2 separate regions of the Homo sapiens genome follow, and region 2 is linked to region 1. Evidence: chromatin loops called from intact Hi-C (ENCODE). Cell type or tissue: psoas muscle. All regions are shown on one strand. Each heading gives the region's core, and the rest is flanking DNA. Links, peaks and the distances in the headings are about the cores only.

Region 1 (7,727 bases), core at 387-5,386:
CCCGTTCTCGCGGTACGACTTGCTGCGGCTGATGCTCACCTGCGGCGCCTGGCTGATCTTGAGCGTGTCCCAGGCCGCGGCGGCCGCGGCCGCGGCTGCCGCGGCGGCCCCTGCGCCGTCCGGCCGTTCCCCGGGCCGCGCGGTTGGCGGTGGCGGCGGAGGGGCCTCCCCGCGTGGACCCGCCGTGGCCGTGGCGGCCGCTGCCGCCGCCGCCGCCGCCGCCGCCGCCGCCGCTGCCGCACCCTGAAGGAGGCGGCCCCCGCCCGGGCCGTACAGGCGCCGCAGCTTGGGCGGCAGGTGCAGCTCGGCCTCGAACGGGGCGCTGCTGCTCTTAGGGGAGCCTGCGGGCAAGGGAGAGCTATCAGCCAGCCGGCCGGCCGGGGAGTCCCAGCCAGGGCTGCTGCCGGGGCCCGCCCGCAGTTGCTCCCCCAGTGCCTAGGCCCAGGCGTGCGGGGACCGCGCACCACCAGACTTCGACGCCTTGGCCTCTTTCTCCACTTTTCTTGCTTTTTCTTTTTCTTTCTTTCTCTCCTTCTCCCTTTCTCTGGGTTCCTTCTTTTTTCCCCTTTCCTCTCCCTTCTTTCCGTTCCCTCTCTCACTCTCCCCCTTTTATTTCCTATCTTCCTTCCCTTATCTATTCCTCTTGCCCCTCTCTCCCTTCCTTTTCTCTCCTTACCTTTTTTCTTTTTCTTTCTCCCCCTCCCTTCTTTTCCTCACCTCTCTTTCTCCTTCTCTCCCCCTTTCTTTCTCTTTTTGCAGGCTTTCTCTCCCCTCTCTCCTTCTTTCTTCTTTATTCCTTTCTCTTTCCCCTTTCCTACTCTCTCATTTTTATTTCCCTTCCCACGTCGGGGCAGAGGAAAATCCGAAAACATTCTACAACTTTAAAAGAAAATCACCACTATCCTGAAAACTTTGCGCATGACCTCTGCCCGCTGCTCCACCATGAGGGCAAGGGTTGGCAAGAGGGGTGCAGCCCTGAAGGCGACCGCTGCGGGGCGGGGTGGGGGAAAGCGGCCCTGTGGCCCCAAGTGCAGGCCGCGCCCCAACAGCCCACAGCGGGAGAGGGTGGGGGGGCTTCTTGCACAAAAAGGCAAAGAAAAATCATCCTGGCAAAAATGTTCTGGGAAAGGTCTGGGGCAGAGAGGGAGTGGGAGTGCAGCAGGCGCAGGCCGCTCCTTCCTTTTGAGGAAGCGCCTGGCATAGGTGCCACTGCAGGCTAAAAAAAGAAAAGAAAAAAGTCAGTTTTATTTAAATGCCCCCTTCTCAACCGTCTGCTCCTGCCATCCAAATTGCGCTATGGCCGGACCGCTGGTTTTTGGATTTTAAAAGAAACCAACAGTTCTTTCCTTTCCCTGCGACACCTCTGCAGCAAGCTCGAGGCGAAACTTGAGGATAACAGGTTCGGGGTAAAAGGACATTTGTTCTGGAATTTTTAATTTCAGAAAAAAATAAAATATTTTAAACAGCTCGTCTATTTTAAAAAATAAAATAGCAGAGAAAAAATTAGCATCCAGAAGTCACACATTTCATACATTTTAAATACATTAAGGAGCATTTGGAGAATCCCAGGAAGATGTTTTCTGCAAAGCTTGGGTTTAAAAGGTCACAAGTAATCTGCAATTAAAAAAATAAAACCAAAACATTGCATATACAGAAATCTTCCAAAGAGGAAAGGCCAAGGCTCACTCAGCCTGGAGACCCCGATTCACCAGCTTTTGGGCTTCTTGTCTTCATCAAGTTGGTGCTACAAGGGTCCACCGGCCATCTACTGTTTCTGACCTGTCGCCGCTCTTCAGAGCACACCCAAGGCCACCAAAAGGGGCATTTAAACAACCTAACGATCAACACCGAAAAGCTAAAGGCTCCCTAAGCGAAAACGGGCCTTTTTCTGGAAGCAGGGAGGGAGGGAGGGAGAGACAGCCCTGGCTAGATGTTTAACGCTCTTTGAGGCAGCAGGCCTCAGAGTTATGCCCTCTCCTTCCTTCCTCTCCAAATTGACAATTCCAGGCCACTGGCCCCCGAACACCAAACATCCAAATCAGGGCCCAATGCCCTTAGTAAGTGCCTGACGGGAGCATCCTTACCTTGCACGGCCTTTTCCGGGTCGGCGCGGCTGGTCAGCGGAGCAGGCAAGCTCTGCGCGGCTCCCAGCAACCGCATTTTGCACGGGCTCCTCCGGCCCAGGATGCTGTCGATGCAGTAGGAGGAGAGCAAAGTTGGAGATTTACTTTTGCACTCGGGCCTCTCGGAGCAGCCCTCCTCCTGGTACTGATTGCTCATGGCTGGGGCTTTTTCCCAGGGCGCAGAGAGCGGATCGCCGGCTGCCTCTCCCGGAGGGTGGGATGGATGGGTGTGTGTTGGGGGTGGGGTTAGATAGCGGGTTATAACGGATATTATTGCGATCTTTGTGCCTTTCTGCCTCCCTTGGTTGCCGGCTGCCGGCTCCCGCCCTGCCCGCGGCCCGAGCTCGCCCTCTCCGCGCTCAGGACAAGCGGTAACAAGTGTAGTGAGCAGCGGGCGCTGAGCTCTGGAGTCTCTCTCCTCCACGTGCTGAGAGGCGCCCTCTGATTGGCTCTCGCCAGAGGCCGGGCTGCGTCGGCCTGTGGGCGCGGCGCAAAGCCCGGACTGGATTCCAGAGGGGCAGGCGGGGGTGGGGGCAGCGGGCACGCACCAGAGCCAATTTTCCTTTTCTTTCTTTCTTTTTTTAAGTTACCAATTTTCTAAGTCCGCTATCCTCTTCCTGCAGCTCCTCCTTTGACCCTTTAGTGTTGGCCGAAGTTCTAGCTTATTGGGATGCCAGGCCTGTGAATGCCATCTGGGTGGCGTGCGCCCCTTCCACCAACCCGAGGACCTCGCTCCCTGGAGGCGAGGCCTCGAGGCTCACGTTCAGACTCACTCGGCACTTTTCAAAGCCGATATTGGGCTCCCAGGACACCGCCTTGACCTCCCTGGCGCTCAATTGCCGTCCTCTCTAGGCCGGACGGGCGTCGGGGGGCCAGGGTGACCGCCCCAAGCAAACATCTGCCGTCTGGGAGTTCGCTTTTCTCTTGCGGCCCAAGGCATTGCGCTGTCTATCTTCACCCTGAGCCCGACTGTGTCTCTCTTGTTTGTAGCGTCCCCCAACCGCTCTCCTCTCCGTTTTAAACTCTGGAATGGGAAAAAGCCTCCTTACAGACAAAGCTCTGCCATAGGCGCGCGGCCTTCCCTAGAGCATTTACTGGGTGGGAAGGGACAGGCGAGTATCAGCAGCGAGGAGGGGCGACTGGGGACGAGTCTGGGGGCCTCCTCTTTCTCCCTGGACTCTCTTCCCTCTTTCCCCCACAAATTCGTATCTGTTAGGCCTTCACCCTGAGGCTGTTCACCTTCCAATCGCAGCTAGGGAGCAGAACCCTCAGGGATCCCTGACCTCTCCAGGGTGGAAGGAACCCAAATTCGGCTGCAGCCAAATCTAAGCGTCTAAAATTCTGAATTCTCATGACCTGGCTCCCTTGAGCAAAGGTGAGAGAGTGAACCTTAGAGAGAGCGCCTTTCTTCCCAAACAGTTTCCAGCGCCGAGAACTAAAACCCAACTCCAACTGATGTTGGGTCGAGCCTGGGCCAGCACGGACGCCTTCCCTGCCTGGGTGCAGGTTCCCAGGGATTTCCAGGGGCCCCAACGCTGGCAGAATTGGGGCGAAGGTGGTGGGTGAGAGAGGGGCCAGGGAGGGGGAATCCACGCCGGGTTTTCCTCTCTCAACTCCCTTCAATGTGTCAAAGAGAAAAGCATTTTACAAAGGATTATACTTGAATCACTTACAGTCAGTATTTAAAAATACAAGGATGCATAACTGGGATTTTTTTTTTTCAGCCATAAACATCTGCATAACTCTTGGATGCTGGTGGGTGGGTAGCAGACAGATCGGGCTGCCTCCGCAGGAAACTTCAAGACAAAACTGGGGGGAGGGGATGAAGGGTTGGGAACAGGCACATTAATAATGCGAATACTAATACTGATACTACTACTACTATTAAAGACAGGACAAAAAGAATTCCTCTGTCCCTCTCTCTCTCTCTCTCTGGCTTTTAGCTTAATTCTCATCCGTTTTTTTCTGCACTTGGATGATAGGGCGGGCTGTGGTGGGGAGCGGAGGAGAACCCGAGCCATCGCTGACATTTGATTTTCCTTTAAGCCCTCTCTGCGATTCAAAGTCACCTGGGATCTCTCCTTGCCTTTCCCGCATTCTTCCTTTTCCATCCCCACCAAGAGTTCGGTGTTTTTACACCGTCCGGTTCAGCTTTAAACTAACATTCTGCGCGCTGATTTCCTCCCACATTCCCTCCCCCGGCCCCGAAAGCCCATTCCAGGCGCGCGGGTCTCATCGCAGCCAAGAGGAGTAAAGACACTTCGGTTTCCTCCTAGCCTCCAGCCGCGGACCCTCGCGGGCGTCCCTGCGGCTTGGTGGTTGGGAGAGACGGAGGCACTTTTCCCTCCCCGGCGGGCCCCGCGTTGGAAATCCACAAGACCCGGCTGCCGGGTGGCTCAGTGACTTCAGAGTCGGCTCCGCACACGCAGGGAGTGGGCTGAAAATGAGTCCAAGAAAGATCGTGTTAAACAAAAACACAAATGCACAAATCATTTCTGAGAGCCCAACGGAGTTTCAGCTCTCTGGGTGGAAGACTTCTTTGCCTCCATCCCCCCTCCTCCCCCTTGTGCAGCTGTTCTTCTTTTAAAAGAAGTCGGACTTTCTGCTGGGGTGTATTCTAATTTTAATCATCCACTGTAAAAGGGGAGGTTAACAAAGAATTTCTGATTCTGACTTAATGATCCCTGGAATTAGATCTAATTCTATTAATGGAATATAAAGTGTTTTCGGGGGAGACCTGTGTGAAAACACTAGTTTTATTTGTTCTGTTATTTTATTTATTTTTGTTATTTTCTAATCAATCTTCCCAAGTGAGGATGCTATTGGGAAACACGTCCATTCACCTCGGGGAGAAGGGCCTGACCTAGCTCACTCTACACCCAGTGGCCCTGAGACCACCTTTGTCACAATCCAATACCCAACTTCAAAAATCTACAATTAACTTTTGCTATTTCTAAGAGATTAAATTTAAAAAATTACAGAAAACTTTTCTAAGGTGCTGGGTAGAGAGACATAAGACTGTGCTGTGGTCTCCACAATGCCTAATCAGGATATGGGATTATATATATATATATATATATATAAAATATGTTATTCTATATATCATTTTAGAAACAAAATTATGCGTCTAATATCTAGGAAGAGGGTAACTGATGTGTTGAGTGGGCAGACTTTTAAGAATTGGGCTATAGGATTACGTATGAAAGAACTTACAGTTTAGCCCAATTTAATTTTACTTTGCCAGGAAAACGACACTTCACTTTCTTTTTGCCTCACTTTTACTCACTAATCAAAAGTAATTGCATTTTAGTGATAATATCATTCTTGTTTGTACTTTGTTATTCACAAGTCCTGGCTCCTCTAATCTTTGGGGTCTGTAGCTGTTGGTTTGCTTTTCCTGGTCTGCTTGGAAAACAATGGTTTGCAGTTTATCTGCTTTTAAAATCAATCACTAAATAAAAATGACAATAATGGCTGGAAGTGAAGGTCACATGTGTTTAGAACTGTTGTTTATGGTGAAAAATGGGGCTTGTTCCTAGAACTGGAAATAATAATTTACCTAGAAGAGGAGAGTGGAAGGAGAAACCCCTTTCTTTTCTGAGAGCTAATTCTACATTATAGTTTTAAAATTACATTTGCAAGAAATGTGGAATAAGGGGGGGTGGCAGTTAGATGTCATTATCCAGAAAAAAAAAATGTTTGGAAGAGAGTTAACCTCACATACTTTTCATTTGAGATGTTTTAATTTATTGTGCAATATACACATAGATAAATCAAGCTGTGATGGGCTTCCAGTTGCACCGGACGGCTCAGGTCCCCTTAAATTACGATCAGCCTCTTCAAAACATATATTTAAACAATAGAAATAAACTTCATTGGAATCTAGCGACCAATTTGGAAGCCACTGGAAGAGAAGACAATAAGACCTGATTACACGCAAGGATTCTCTGTGATGTGATATCCCTTTTGCCAAGTCATTTTGCTGTTTTATTTATTTAATTTCTTTTTTTTTTTTAAACAAACTTTCATTCATTTATGGTCTTCCGCAACCTGCTAATTTAACACTGGAGCGCGTTATTGCAGTGTTAGGAGGAGAGAAAGAGAGAGAGAAAACAACAATACTGCAATGATCCAAATGATACAGTAGAATTATAGCAATTATAGTTCTACTTGTGGAAGAAAACCTTGCTGAGATCAGGCAAACAAACTGAAGCCTTGTGAGGATAACAAGCGTCGGGATTGACAGCCGGTGCTGGGAAGAGCCGGAGGGCACAAACAGAAATATTTGCTTCCCCCCACCCCCCCTTAACTCCAACCAGTCAAGGTTAACCTCCTCAAACGCTGCTTTCAGAGTCTTATCCACTTCAGGGTATGCATTTTATGCACAAATCGAGGTGTCTCCTCCTGGAAGTCTGGTAATAGGAGGAAGTGTAACATAATCCGCTTGCCTAGAACTTGCCCCTCGCCTTCTTGGCCTCCTGCGTGCTCTCCACTTCCTACCCTGCCTCAGTTCTCCCCACGGCTGTTGGGATCTCTCTGTGGACGGTGTTTATTTGTTGATGTATTTTCAAAGAAACAGCCCGTGGAAAGGTCCAAAGGGACTGATAGAACTTGGATTTCCTGGGAAGACTCTGTCGCGTTTGCTAATCCTTCCCTCTTCGCCGTGTCCTCCTCCTAAGCCGTGGGTTCCACAGTTAGGGCTTGGCTGGGAGAGGTTTGTTGGGAAGCAGCTTTTTTGGAAGCCTCCCGAGGACCACGGCCGAGCCCTCAAGGTATGGACGCGTGAGTGTGATGGCTATGTTAGGACAACTCCCCTTATTTGCAAACTTCCTCACTTTCTGTTGCCCGTCAGCAGCCGGGGGAGGGGGTGGGGGAGCAAGAACTAGAGAGGAAAGAGACCCCCTCACCGCCACCACCATCAGCCATCCGGGCGGCAGCCGAGGCTTTTTCAAGCTTTGCTCCAAGCATAAAGCTGGACGAGATGGTCGCAGCCTCCTGTCTGCTCTCAGAAGAGGGGGTGTGTGTCCCCTCCCACGGGCGAGAAGCAGGTGGTTGGGCTCTGAGCTCTCACGGAGTTCCTTGGCGGGAGTTCCCCATCTCCTGCCGCACCCATCCCTCCAGGTTTCCAGACCTGAGAGAGAGGGAAACTTTACTGTGCCCTGTAATCACCACCATCTGCTTTCTCCTCTCCTCCGCCGGACGGCGGGACCCCGCCTGCGGCCAGGGTCGAGGCGTCCCCGGTGCAGCGTTGACTCAGTAGCTGCTGCTCCGGGCGACCCTGGACGGGGTGGAGGGTGGGGACGGGTGGGCACAGATTGGAGCTAGAGTAAGATGCAGCGGGCTACCCAACGCGTGTGTCAATTCCCAGGCCGCGCGGACCGGAGCTGGGCTGTCGGCGTCCGCACCCCCAGCCTCCCCACCTCAGCCCCCTTTTCGGGCTCGGCTCAGCGCCACGGCCAGAGCGCGCCCCCTAGCGGGGGCTCCGAGTGGGCCGGGCTCTCCTGCCGCAACCTCTGGGGACTGAAGTTGGCAGAGCCCAGTGATCCGGCAGGAATGAATGGGGGAAAAAAACAAAAGCCTTGGAAACATTTCCAAGTGTTCAAT
Region 2 (7,209 bases), core at 680-5,679, 260 kb before region 1:
TTGGATGACAGGTTTGAGACAAATAGGCATTTAAATAAGGTTTCATTAATTCGTGTGTGTGTGTATTTATTATTGAACATCTACTGCATGCCAGGCATTGTTCTAGGTTCTCAGGATAGAGTGTCAAGCAAGACCTAAACGATCCCTGTTATGAGGCTTACATTCTACCCAGAATGGGAGGGGTTTGGGGTTGGGGACGACATGGGTTGGGAATGTGGGGTGGTGAGAGGGTGGTTTGGGAAAACAGACTTTAAATAAGTAAATAAACATGTATAAGAAATAACAGAAAATATGATAGAAGTAAATGCTCTGTAGATAATTAAAACAGGATGGTGGGCTAGAGAATGTTTGGATGGCTGGTTTAGATTGGTCAGGGAAGGCTTCTTTGAGGAGGTGACATGAATGAGAATGACTTAAGAGAGTTTTTTTTTGCTGATGGATTAGCTTGGAGTGTGAGTGAAAGGTAGAAATCAGGAGGATAACTAGTAGAGCCTTTTACTAAGATGGAGGAAACTGGGAAAGAAGGATTAAGAATTCTGTCATGGATGTGTTGCCTTTGGCATGAGTAATAGAATTCCAGACATAATAAGGAGGCCATTGGATGTATAGATCCAGAATTCCAGGAATACATCAAGACAGGAGTTATGGATTGAGAGTTATTGGCTTTAATAAGATGGGCCAGATACCAAATAGAATTTAGGTACATCACTTTATGGACACTGTAAGCTTCAACTGTTTTAGTACTATGTGCATGGGTTTTTCTTAATTTGTAAAAGAATAGTTACGCTGAATATTAAATTCCATTTAACTCCCTGTCTGTGGGTTTAAGACTATTTAGCCTTAAAGGAGGTAGGTAGTGGTCATGGGAAAAATGCTTATATTGGGGGGTCTGTACTCTGAATGCTCTAGAGCAGTGGTTGGCAAATGATGGCCATCGGGGCAAATGCAGCCTGCCATCTATTTTTGTAAATAATGTTCTATTGGAACAGAGCTAAACTCATTTATTTATGTATCATCTGTGGCTGCTTTTGTATTACGAGAGCAGAGCTGAGTAGAAAAGATGGAGGCTCACATGGCCCGCAAAGCCTGATATATTTACTCTCTGGTCTTTTTTAGAAAAAAAGTTTGCTGACCTCTGCTTTAGAGTTTAGATCAACTCTGTCCAGTAGAACTTTATGATGATGAAAACGTTCTCCATCTGCACTATCCAGTGCTGTAGTCTCTAGCCACAAGTGGCCAGTGAGCACTTGGTATCTGGCTGGTGCCAACTAGCTGAGGAACTGGATTTTTAGATTGCTTTAATTATAATTAAAATGAATTTAAACTTAAATAGACAAATGTAGCTAGTGGCTACTGTGTTGGACAGTGCAGATCTAGCTGGTATATGAAATAAACGTCAGGATGTTCAGAATCACTCTTCTGTTGGCAGCCGTATCTCAAAGATTTGTCTTAGGGCACAGTGAGGAAGGGCAAAACATGTATTGAACGCCAGTGATGTGATAGAAGCTTTCCTATGCATTATTTCACTGAAATTACACAAGAATCCTTTGAAATAGATAATAACGTTTTCATTTTTTAGATGAGGAAGTTAAAACTCAAGGAGATAAAGTATAACAAGTGGTTATTTTGAATGTAAATCCTTTTAGTACAGTAGGGTTGTCTCTTCCATCTCAAGATGTCATTTATGACTCTGGTTCTGCTTTATATTCGACCTCTTATTACAGGAAGATCATGATTTTTGGTACCCATCTCAAGACACAGGTCTCTTTTTACATGAGAAAGATATAGGTGTTTTAGGGGCTAGTTGAAGTGAGGGAAGGGAAGGATGCTTTCAGTTTCTTAAGCTAAGTTTACTTTAAAATTATTTAAATTTTATTTCTTTACAAGTATCCAGTGGCTTCTGATGGAATACCATCTTATTTTTGTATTAGAAAATGCACTCACTATGCCCCAACTGGGTGATAATACATGGGTTGACTATTGAGATTGGATCAAGGTTACTCTTAAGTTTCTCACGAGAGGCAATAGTTGACAATTTACTCCCTTGGAGAGTGCCTCTTGCTGCTGGGAAATCCCTGTTGTTACATTTTCCACATTGGCTCAGAAATCCACAAGCTTAAAAGGGCACTGTTGATAATGATAAGCCCCAAATTTGTCCAATGATCTCCCCCACTCTCCTAATCCATTGGATTTTAAGGGCAATGGTTTTCTTTAGCTGGATTTTTAATAGCGAGTTTAAACACAATTTTAATTTTTCTGTTATATAAAATATAACAATAACAAATCTTTAATAAATGAACTATAAAAAACCCTGTTCTCTCCACTAAAAAACAAAGGATTTCAGACGAATCTAGAACTACTTGTTTGTGATTTAAATTCTTGGTATCTGCTTTCCTCTTTTCTCTTTACCCTTTGCTGTTTCCCTCAAATAAGGATAAATAAAACTCTGGAAAGTAGGCCTTTAAAGTAATATGAGGCTACTGAGAAATAATAATTACGCAGTTTCTCCCAGGAAATCTTATTCTAGAAGAAGATCCAAAGTCACTTACAAATATTATTTCCTAATATAAAAATGATTTTTAAAGTATTGGTGATAATTGTTAGCACTGGTGGATGGAAGTAGTCTATGTGATATCTTTCTTTGGGTTAGCGTCTCTTAATTATTAAAGAGGTAGGAGGAGTGAAGTGAAAATGAGAGCCAGTGTGCTGAGATTTTGGAATACCTTTGTAACTTATTAAACTAGTATTTTTTGTGACAAGATACGAGTGGGCAGAATAATATAGTAACCTGCAGATCTTACAAATTCTTTGCTTTTAAAGTCCTTGTGGGATAAATTAGATTAAGTTTCAAGTGGAAATTAATGAGAAGGAAACCTGGTAGCATGCCATTGCAAAAGATTATAAAATTTTGCATTTGGATGTGGATTAATACACAGCCTAGGGAGGCCTTGAAGCCCCCTTTTCCTTTTTATTTTTAAGTCTATTTTGTGTTTGCTCAGTTTTCCTGGAATCGTGCACGTTTGGCTCTAGCGACCTAATAATTTCTGTAATCAAATGTATTATGGCTGCTAGAATACTCAGAGTAATTACTAATTGTACTTTTTAAAACAGGTTTATAATAAAAGTGCTAGTAGTTGTGTCAAATGGGCATCAATATTGTCTTTTCACAGGTGTGATCTTTCACGCTTAAACTCTTCCATGATTTTGAATTGCTTTGTGGTAGAGGAATGAGCTAATGGGTAAGGAATTGTATGAGGGATCTCACAGTGTGTACGTTATTTAAAAGTAATGAAGTCAGTGTTTCAGAGTACTCTGTGGATCTATAGAAATACCATCTGTATTTGTGTTTGTTCTCAATGTGTGTGTAGAGAGGCATAAAAAAGAAATTGGGCAAGCCTATGGCACTGAGTGGACATATATTTTTAAACCATGAAGAAAAGGGGTATCAGTTGTCAAATGTCTGATGTGGTAATTGAAGTGATTGTTCACTAGATGGCGATAGACACCCTGAGATCATTAATCAATTAAGGATTTTATTCTGTGAACAATAGTGAAGGCAATTTAATGAGTTAAATCTGTCCACATTTTAGACTTTTATTAATTTTGGAACTATTAAAGAAAAGCTAAAACTGGCCCAAAGGATTGTAATACTCTAGTGTTTAAAATAATTATGATTTTTTAATCATTAGTTATATTGATAGGAACAGTAATTTATCATAGCAAGTTAATTCTTCTATCGAGTAGCTAAATTCTGATTTCTGGCCATGGAGACACGATACATGACTCCCTCAGTCACAGTATCAGAAGCTAATCTAAAGGGAATTGGAAATGATTTTGATATATGATTTTGCCTTTTTGAATTTGTTTTTTTATTGCGAAATTTTTTATTTTATTTTATTTTATTTATTTATTTTTGAGATGGAATCTCTCTCTGTTGCCCAGGCTGGAGTGCAGTGGTGCCATCTCGGCTCACTGCAAGCTCCGCCTCCCGGGTTCACGCCATTCTACTCTCCCTCAGCCTCCCGAGTAGCTGGGACTACACTACAGGCGCCCACCACCATGCCCAGCTAATTTTTTGTATTTTTAGTAGAGACGGGGTTTCACTGTGTTAGCCAGGATGGTCTCGATCTCCTGACCTCCGGATCCACCTGCCTCGGCCTCCCAAAGTGCTGGGATTACAGGCATGAGCCACCACGCCAGGCCTATTTTATTTTATTTTATTTTATTTTATTTTATTTTATTTTATTTTATTTTAAGAAACAGGGTCTCACTTTCTTGCCCAGGCTGGAGAGCAGTGGTGTGATCATAGTTCACTGCAGCATTGAATTCCTGGACTCAGACAATCTTCTCCCCTCAGCCTCCCTAGTAGCTAGGACTACAGGCATATGCCACCATCCTTGGCAAATTTATTTTTATTTTTTGTAGAGATGGAGTCTTGGTGTATTGCCCAGGCTGGTCTCCAACTCCTAGCCTCGAGGGATCCTCTCACCTTGGCCTCCCAAAGCTGTAGGATTATAGATAGGAGCCACTGTGCCTGGCTTTATTGGGGAATTTAAAACTGACTATGTACTTATAAGTATACTCATTGCATAACTTTAGTTTAACGGGAATATTTGTCTTGATGGAATAATTAGTACTTACTGACATTGGTATTATTTTATTTCTCTACTCTCTTATTTCTGTGTCCTTGAGAAAGCCATTTTTGGTCTGGATTTTTTATTGCATTTTAAAATGTATGCTCTGATGTTTAGGTATAGAGTCCATGCATTTTCATTTTCCTACCTGATAGGCTGAAATAAGCTTTGCCAGCCTGCTTGCCAGTTGGTCGTAGACTGCCTGGCTTTTAGTTGTGTTGGAGCTGGAATTTGTGCACATTAAAAGTGTATCCAAATCATTAATGCAAACATTACAATCTTGGCAAGCCTTTCTGGGATTTTCTTGGTGATGTGGTAGCACCTATCAGGATCCCTTGGGAAATGGCACTAGGACAGAGGGCTCTAGCCTTTGTTGATGTTGGTGATGAAAGAGAATGAGTGACTATGAAGAATTTTACAATTAAATATTAAGAGAAGTCTTTCATCTTTACCTGTAAATAACCAAAAATTTCACTTTTGCAATCTTTTTCTTTCTTTCTTTCTTTTTTTTTTTGTGGGGGGCAGGGGGGCAGAGTTTCACTCTTGTTGCCTAGGCTGGAGTGCAATGGCGTGATCTCGGCTCACCACAACCTCCACCTCCCGGGTTCAAGCGATTCTCCTGCCTCAGCCTCCCAAGTAGCTGGGATTACAGGCACGTGCCACCACACTCGGCTAATTTTGTATTTTTAATAGAGACGGGGTTTCTCCGTGGTCAGGCTGGTCTTGAACTCCTGACCTCAGGTGATCCGCCCACTTCGGCCTCCCAAAGTGCTGGGACTACAGGCATGAGCCACCGCACCCCGCTGTGATCTCTTAATAGCCTAGTTTTTCTTTAAAAAAGTAAAAGCAATAAAATATTATAGAGACAACTAAAGACCATTTCCTCCCCATCCTCTCTCATTTCTTTTTCTTTTTCGGAGGTAACTTGCCCAGAGTTGGTTTTGTCATTCTTGCCCATGGGTTGTTCTTTTTTGCTTCTGCAACGTGTATATACATGTGGTGTGTTAAAAGTTTTTACCATGTATGTGTCATGCTATACATATTCTTTTGCAGTTTGGAAAAGCAGGAGAAAAACTCTACTCTGTATGCCACATTTTAAGTATATTCATCTTGATACATTTTTAGATTTGATTCATTCATGTTAACTATTGTATAATATTTCGATGAATATAGCACAGTGTATTTTTTAATTCTGCCATCATCCATATCTTTAGGTTTCCAAGTTTTCATTTGTCTTAATTATTTGCTGTTACAAACAGTACTGAAGTAGACAATACCACCTTTGTGAGAGTTTCTCTGGTATATTTCTAGGAGTGGAATTTGTACAACATCCACAGCAGTATATGAGGCTTTATTGATAAGAGCAGCCATTTAATTTATCACAGCAAGCTCATTTTTAAAAATCAAGTAGCTAAATTCATATGTCTGGCTGGAGCCACAATACGTAACTCCCTCAGTCACAGTGTCAGAGGCTAATCTTAAGAGAATTGGAAAGGATTTTGATATACAATTTTGCTTCTTTGAATTTTTGTTTAGTTCTCTGTTGAGGCATTTTAAACTTACTATATATATACTTAGACTTGTTGCATAATCCTTGATATTCCACATCCTTGCAGCACTTATTATCTGAGTTTTTATTTTTTGGTCAGTCTCATGGGTATGAAAGGGTATCTCATTGTGATTTTAATTTACATTTTAAAATTATTAGTTAAGTTGGGCATCTTTTCATGTGTTTATTAACTCTTCCATTTTCTTGTCTGAATAGAACATAGATGTTCTATTTTGTTGGATTGTATGTCTCTTAGTATTCTTAGGTATTCAAAAGCCAATCCTTGTTTTGTCATTTGTGCTGCAGAGATCTCTTTCAGTCTGTGGCTTGTCCTTTTACTTTATTTGTAGTCTTTCATTATGCAGAAGTTTCTAATTTTAATGCCAGATATTTAATTTTTTCCTCCTTACACTATGTGGGTTTTTTTCCCACAAGAAAGCTTTCCCTCCTCTAGTGACGTAGACATTCTCCCCTGTTTTCTTCTAAAAGTTGCAAGGTTTGGATTTTCTTATTTAGGTCTTTAATCCTTCTAGAAATTATTTTTAGGAATGATACAAGTTAGGAATCTAATTGTACTTGTTTGCTTCCTTGTAGAGTTATTGAACGTTCCTGTATTGTTCCTGTATTCCAGGGGTTGGCAGACTTTGACCCATGGGCTAACTCAACTCAAAACTGCCTTTTTTTGTAAATTAAGTTTGATTGGGACACAGCCCTACCCATTTGTTTATGGCTGCATTTGTGCTACAACAGCAGAGTTGAGTAGTTGCCAGAGATACTGAGTGAACTCCAAAGCCTAAAATATGTCCTATCTGGCTCTTTACAGAAAAAGCTTGCAAACCCATGGTCTAAAAGATAGTCATGAAAGAGTAGCTCATATTTCCAACAGTAGCAGATATAGTCAGTGAAAATAGAGGAAATTACACTAAAGGTTGTAAGAAGGAAGGAAAACAATCTTTTGGACATGTAAAAAATACAAAGTTTGGGCCGGGCGCGGTGGCTCACACCTGTAATCCTAGCGCTTTGGGA

What was found. Hi-C counts contacts between places; a loop is a spot of excess contacts. Peaks named below come from ENCODE experiments on the same cell type or tissue, not always from the same donor. Only the 100,000 strongest peaks of a DNase experiment are listed, where the experiment ranks them.
Region 2: it touches region 1 in a loop (3-fold over the local background); 14 of 110 quality-filtered maps call a loop at or near these places.

The regions. Positions count from the first base shown.
Region 1 is chrX:25,013,458-25,021,184 of GRCh38, forward strand. It overlaps ARX (aristaless related homeobox), which reads right to left and starts at 2,508. Exons shown (of 5, transcript NM_139058.3): 1 at 2,085-2,508; 2 at 1-341. The coding sequence starts at 2,280. RefSeq lists an enhancer at 7,135-7,713. In psoas muscle, for the core only: no CTCF peak of the experiment used is centred there; DNase peaks (open chromatin) are centred at 2,554 and 4,464; H3K4me3 peaks cover 3,541 bases; H3K27ac peaks cover 1,672 bases; H3K27me3 peaks cover 5,000 bases.
Region 2 is chrX:24,749,115-24,756,323 of GRCh38, forward strand. The region is part of intron 26 of POLA1 (DNA polymerase alpha 1, catalytic subunit); the gene reads left to right. Among named protein-coding and RNA genes, the nearest start is that of POLA1, 59 kb to the left of the region's middle. In psoas muscle, for the core only: a CTCF peak has its summit at 3,496 (motif pointing right); no DNase peak of the experiment used is centred there; H3K27ac peaks cover 546 bases.